Regions from separate parts of the Mus musculus genome. Here region 1 is linked to region 2. Evidence: chromatin loops called from intact Hi-C (ENCODE). Cell type or tissue: heart. All regions are shown on one strand. Links, peaks and the distances in the headings refer to the core of each region. The heading gives the core; the rest is flanking DNA.

What was found. Peaks named below come from ENCODE experiments on the same cell type or tissue, not always from the same donor. Only the 100,000 strongest peaks of a DNase experiment are listed, where the experiment ranks them.
Region 1: it touches region 2 in a loop (6-fold over the local background); 9 of 42 quality-filtered maps call a loop at or near these places.

The regions. Positions count from the first base shown.
Region 1 is chr13:3,895,724-3,898,541 of GRCm38, reverse strand. All of the region lies in intron 3 of Net1 (neuroepithelial cell transforming gene 1), which reads left to right. Among named protein-coding and RNA genes, the nearest start is that of Net1, 21 kb to the left of the region's middle. In heart, for the core only: a CTCF peak has its summit at 1,420 (motif pointing right); a DNase peak (open chromatin) is centred at 1,441.
Region 2 is chr13:3,405,028-3,407,845 of GRCm38, reverse strand. No RefSeq gene overlaps it. Among named protein-coding and RNA genes, the nearest start is that of 2810429I04Rik, 72 kb to the left of the region's middle. In heart, for the core only: CTCF peaks have their summits at 1,037 (motif pointing left) and 1,887 (motif pointing left); a DNase peak (open chromatin) is centred at 1,005.

The sequences.
Region 1 (2,818 bases), core at 101-2,600, 490 kb before region 2:
AGTGCAGGTGAGGCATTGTGCAGTGCAGGTGAAGGACAGTGCAGTGCATGTGAGGCATTGTGCAGTGCAGGTGAGGCATTGTGCAGTGCAGGTGAAGGACAGTGCAGTGCAGGTGAGGCACGATACAGTGCAGGTGAGGCACGATACAGTGCAGGTGAGGCACGATGCTGTGCAGGTGAAGGACAGTGCAGGTGAGGCACGATGCTGTACAGGTGAAGGACAGTGCAGTGCATGTGAGGCATTGTGCAGTGCAGGTGAAGGACAGTGCAGTGTATGTGAGGCATGACACAGTGCATGTGAGGCACGATGCTGTGCAGGTGAAGGACAGTGCAGTGCAGGTGAGGCATTGTGCAGTGCAGGTGAAGGACAGTGCAGTGCAGGTGAGGCATTGTGCAGTGCAGGTGAGGCACGATACAGTGCAGGAGCAGGGGCTGAACTCAGAGTAAGGAGAGGGAAGAGTGCTGAAGATGCAGCAACCTGGACCAGTTTAGGTTCAGAGAAAATGGGAGGAACCAGCATCCTAGTGTATCAGAAGAGATGTGGCCTGGCAAGATGACACAGGAGGTCAAGGCATTGGTCACACAAGCCAAACACCCAGAGTCTGATCCCTAGAACTCGCAGTGGAAGGAGAGAACCAGGCCCTAAAGCCGTCCTCTGATTCATATCTGCACACATACATATCACACACATAATAATAATAATAATAATAATAATAATAATAATAAATCTCAAGATAGGAACTAATACACTCTACTGGAAATTATTATTATCCTGTGTATTTGAGACAAAGTCACCACAAACAGCAGTACTCATTTTACTTGGTATTTGTGTTATCTTTACAAAGAACAAGATGCAAACATCATCTTTTGTACTCTTGTTCAATAGCACTTAATTGACCTCAGCTAAGCTCTTTTCTACACCAAAGTACTTACTAAAGCTTGAATACACACACTTTTTAAATCAGTGACTTTTTAAAAAACAAATCCACAAATAACTTCATTACTCATTTCTTTCATAATGTTTCTGTACTTTTTTGTTAGTAGTAGATTTCTCAAAAGTTCCCATTTCTTTATTGGTGCTTCCTTTTTTAGTAACACTTTTGAATGTTATTTATAACTTATCTATTTTAGTAGAAAAATAATACATGTTACATATTTGTGATTTTTAAGTCTAGAGTTTTAAAAATAGAACAGTTCCTTGCATTTAGAAAAGGTCCTGAAGTATTTATGATCTGTGGAATGTGTTTTATGCACTATACAACATTTAAATAAATGTTTACATGAGGGTCAGAGGTATAAATAATCTATGTTTTTCTTCAAATGAAAAACTTGTTTATGTAATCATCGATATAGTAACCTAAACAAACGTGATTACCATGTTGAGAAAAGCAGGCTGCCCCTGCATTTCACAGTATTTCCTGTAGAGGGCAGCAGAGAACTTAGTTGGTCTTCGGCAGTCCTGAGCCTGCTTGCCAACTTACCTGATAAAAGGAAGCAGTACCTACAGCAAAAAGTGTTTTTTACTTTCAAGGTTGAGTTTACTTCATACTAAATGTAGGTTGAGTTTTCACCGTAGGCATAAGGATAGCCTAACAGTCCCCTTTTGGTAGACAGAGGACGCAGTGTGACCTTTCCATCCAGGCAGAACAAGGTTCTCTAACTAAAGCTGGGCCTTGCAAACCAGTAACTTTATCAGAAACTTGATTCTGTTTACCAAGCTGTGCTATTTTTAGATAAGTGAAGGATAAATTTTAATTTTTCACATCTTATTCCCCACACAATGGAAATTCAACCGGCTGATTACCTCCATGGTACCATCAGTCAAGAACTGGGAAAACCTTGCTGTTGAGAGCCTCACTGGGCATGACCACTGGTTGAAATAAGGCCTCTCCTAACGTTAACCAACTAATTTATCTCTGTGCCTATCCTGTTATTGTAAGTCACCTGAAGTCCCAGCCTTTGCCTGTGGTCTCCTCTTTAAGACATTAGCCATTATTAAATGAACATCGGCACAGGACTCAGGAGGTTTAGATTTGAAATCTCGCTCTTCTGAACCTCGTTCTAGTGCTTTCTACGCACTGTGTAGGTTACCAGAACATATGCTGAGGGGTTTATGCCTGGTCTCTTGTCTGGAAGATATACCACAACAAAGTTGAACACGTTCAACTCTTTCCAGGCACGGAGTCACCAGCACCTTTGGATAAGTTTCTTAAATTCCCATCTTTCTCCGTCTTCAAGGTGACAGCAGTGATGCTTTGTAGCATTATTAAATAAAGTCACATGCATGGAGCTGTAACACAGAGTTCCCTTCCTGTTCTTCACCCCTCCCTTTAAGTTTCCTCTTGAGTAAACTGAAGAGCATGGGTCACTAGTCTGTGCCAGCTGAACGTGGACATGTCCATGTTGTGACTTTGGGACGTTATCTAGTTGTCTTGTTCAAGATTAGACCACAAACCTACACATTAAAATGAAACTAAGAGTTTACTGGCCAAAGGTTTGTTGTTTTCGTTTGTTTGCTGTAAACTGTTTTGGTTTTAACTGGTCCACTATGCTAGATCCAGTTTGTTTCACATAGACTTTCTGCTTGAGACATCAGTCTTTCCCTCTAGGGTCCCAGCTGAAAGACGGAAATGAAAACTATCCTTTCCCCTCCTTATCTTGGCCATACTTCACACAGAGCTAAGTGGAAAAACAGTTTTGAGAAGACGTTGGGTAAGAGACCCATGAGAATCCCTGGCAGCCTCTTTCCTAACCCCACTGCACTTCCTTCTCTTCCCTGCTGGGACTGTGTGGCCATGCTGTTGGCCTCACTTGCGTTG
Region 2 (2,818 bases), core at 23-2,522:
GGACAGTTTTACTTTGTTTATGTCATCGAGACATTCATATTTTTATACATCCGCATAAAATGTAGGGACACACGCACACCGAGTGAAACAAAATTAAAATGAAAAATGAAAACATGCAGTCTTTTTGTTCAGTATTCATTAGCATATTCTTTTCTTTGATTTTTAAATACAATTCATGTATAATAATTAATGGTCAATCAGCTTGAAAAATTTCCTTAATGCTGATAATAGCTTTTTTATTGATATCCTTGTGGTTTTCATACATGTTATTATGCTATCCGCAGAAAAAAAATGGGTTACCTGTGCCTTTTTTATTCTTATACCTTTATATTAATAAGTGTCAAGAAAAACCTTCAATAGATTATTGTACGCTAGAATATGGCCCAATGTCAACTTTTAATTCTTACTAGTGACAGAACTTAAAATATCACATTTGTCCATTCTGACCACAGCAGTATGCTTTCTATAAGAGTGATCGCAGCCGGGTGTGGTGGTGCATGCCTTTAATCCCAGCACTCGGAAGGCAGAGGCGGGTGCATTTCTGAGTTCAAGGCCAGCCTGGTCTACAAAGTGAGTTCCAGGACAGTCAGAGCTATACAGAGAAACCCTGTCTCCAAAACCCAAACCAAACCAAACCAAACCAAACAAAACAAAACAAAAAACAAAAAACAAAAACAAAAACAAAAAAACAAAACCCTAAAAAACCCAACAAGTTTGATCGCTGGCCAGGCAGTGGTGGCGCACATATTTAATCCCAGCACTTGTTAAGCAGAGGCAGGCAGATTTTTGAGTTTGAGGCCATCCTGGTCTACAGAGTGAGTTCCAGGACAGCCAAGGCTACACAGAGAAACCCTGTCTCGGAAAAAAAAAAACAAAAAAACAAAAAAACAAAAAAAAAAAAAACCAGAAAAACAAAAACAAAAAACATTGATGGCCACTTACTAGGGCTCAGTGGCCACACTCCACAAATAGGGAAACAGACCAGTGGTGTTATTGCGACCCCTTCTGGCCAAAGGTAGTTTATGTGCTTGTCCTGATGAAATGAGGATATAGAGACCAAGTATGGGATGCCACCTTGTGGAATAAAGAAGTTAGTGCAACTGAGTTGTCTTCTCCCACAGTTGCCTTGGCTGGCTTCATTTCCAAGTGTTGGAGGAGACCTGAATCATCCTTACCACAAGGACTCCTCTCTCAAAAGAAACCCAGCCTCAGTTTTAAAGAAATGGACACTTGATTTCCTGTAAGATTCGTGCGCATCCCTCAATCTGGCAAAAGTCCAAAGGACTTTCAGACTCATGAAACTGCTAGGCAACCCAAGGCACTGAACGTCATTAGACAACTCAGGCCAGTGACTTCCATCTAGTCCAATAGAAAAATACCTCGAAATACCCAGCTAAAATTCATGTCAGATGTCGTGAATCATCTAAGCTAATAGCATAGTTTATAAAATTCCCCGGTAAGCACTTAGTTGTTTGTGGTGTCATGGTGGTGGCCCACTGTTAGTACAAGAACTCAGGTAGGAGGCAGAAGTAGGTAGATATCAGGGAGGAGAACATCCTAGTTTACATACATAGTTCCAGGCTAAATACAAACAGAGACAAATGTTTGATTACCAAATACAATTTTCAGTAATTGACATCCAAAATGAACATGTTATTGCAGATGTGTGTCCCTTCTGAGTGCAGTGTAAGATCAAACGTTATCATGGCAAAATAACATTCATGAGAAAATAAACCGGAGACACTAAGGAGATTAGGACAGCAGTAATAGCCATGGAGTAATGGTGATTCTGTGGTTAAGAGTACTGGCAGTTGATCCAGAGGTCCTGAGTTCAATTCCCAGGTACCATGGTGGCTCACAATCATCTACAATGAGATCTGGTGCCCTCTCCTGGCCTGCAGGCAGAATGCTGTATGTGAAATAAATCTTTTTTTTTAAATATTTTTATTAGGTATTTTCCTTATTTACATTTCCAATGCTATCCCAAAAGTCCCCCATACCCTTCCCCCCACTCCCCTACCCACCCACTCCCACTTTTTGGCCCTGGCATTCCCCTGTACTGGGGCATATAAAGTTTGCAAGTCCAATGGGCCTCTCTTTCCAGTGATGGCTGACTAGGCCATCTTTTGATACATATGCAGCTAGAGTCAAGAGCTCCGTGGTACTGGTTAGTTCATAATGTTGTTCCACCTATAAGGTTGCAGATCCCTTTAGCTCCTTGGGTACTTTGTCTAGCTCCTCCATTGGTGTCCCTGTGATCCATCCAATAGCAGACTATGAGCATCAACTTCTGTGTTTGCTAGGCCCTGGCATAGTCTCACAAGAGAGAGCTATATCTGGGTCCTTTCAGCAAAATCTTGCTAGTGTGTGCAATGGTGTCAGCTTTTGGAAGCTGATTATGGGATGGGTCCCCGGATATGGCAGTCTCTAGATAGTCCATCCTTTCGTCACAGCTTGAAACTTTGTCTCTGTAAATCCTTCCATGGGTGTTTTGTTCCCAATTCTAAGAAGGGGCAAAGTGTCCACACTTTGGTCTTTGTTCTTCTTGAGTTTCATGCGTTTAGCAAATTGTATCTTATATCTTGGGTATCCTAAGTTTCTGGGCTAATATCCACTTATCAGTGAGTACATATTGTGTGAGTTCCTTTGTGATTGGGTTACCTCACTCATGATGATGCCCTCCAGGTCCATCCATTTGCCTAGGAATTTCATAAATTCATTCTTTTTAATAGCTGAGTAGTACTCCATTGTGTAAATGTACCACATTTTCTGTATCCATTCCTCTGTTGAGGGGCATCTGAGTTCTTTCCAGCTTCTG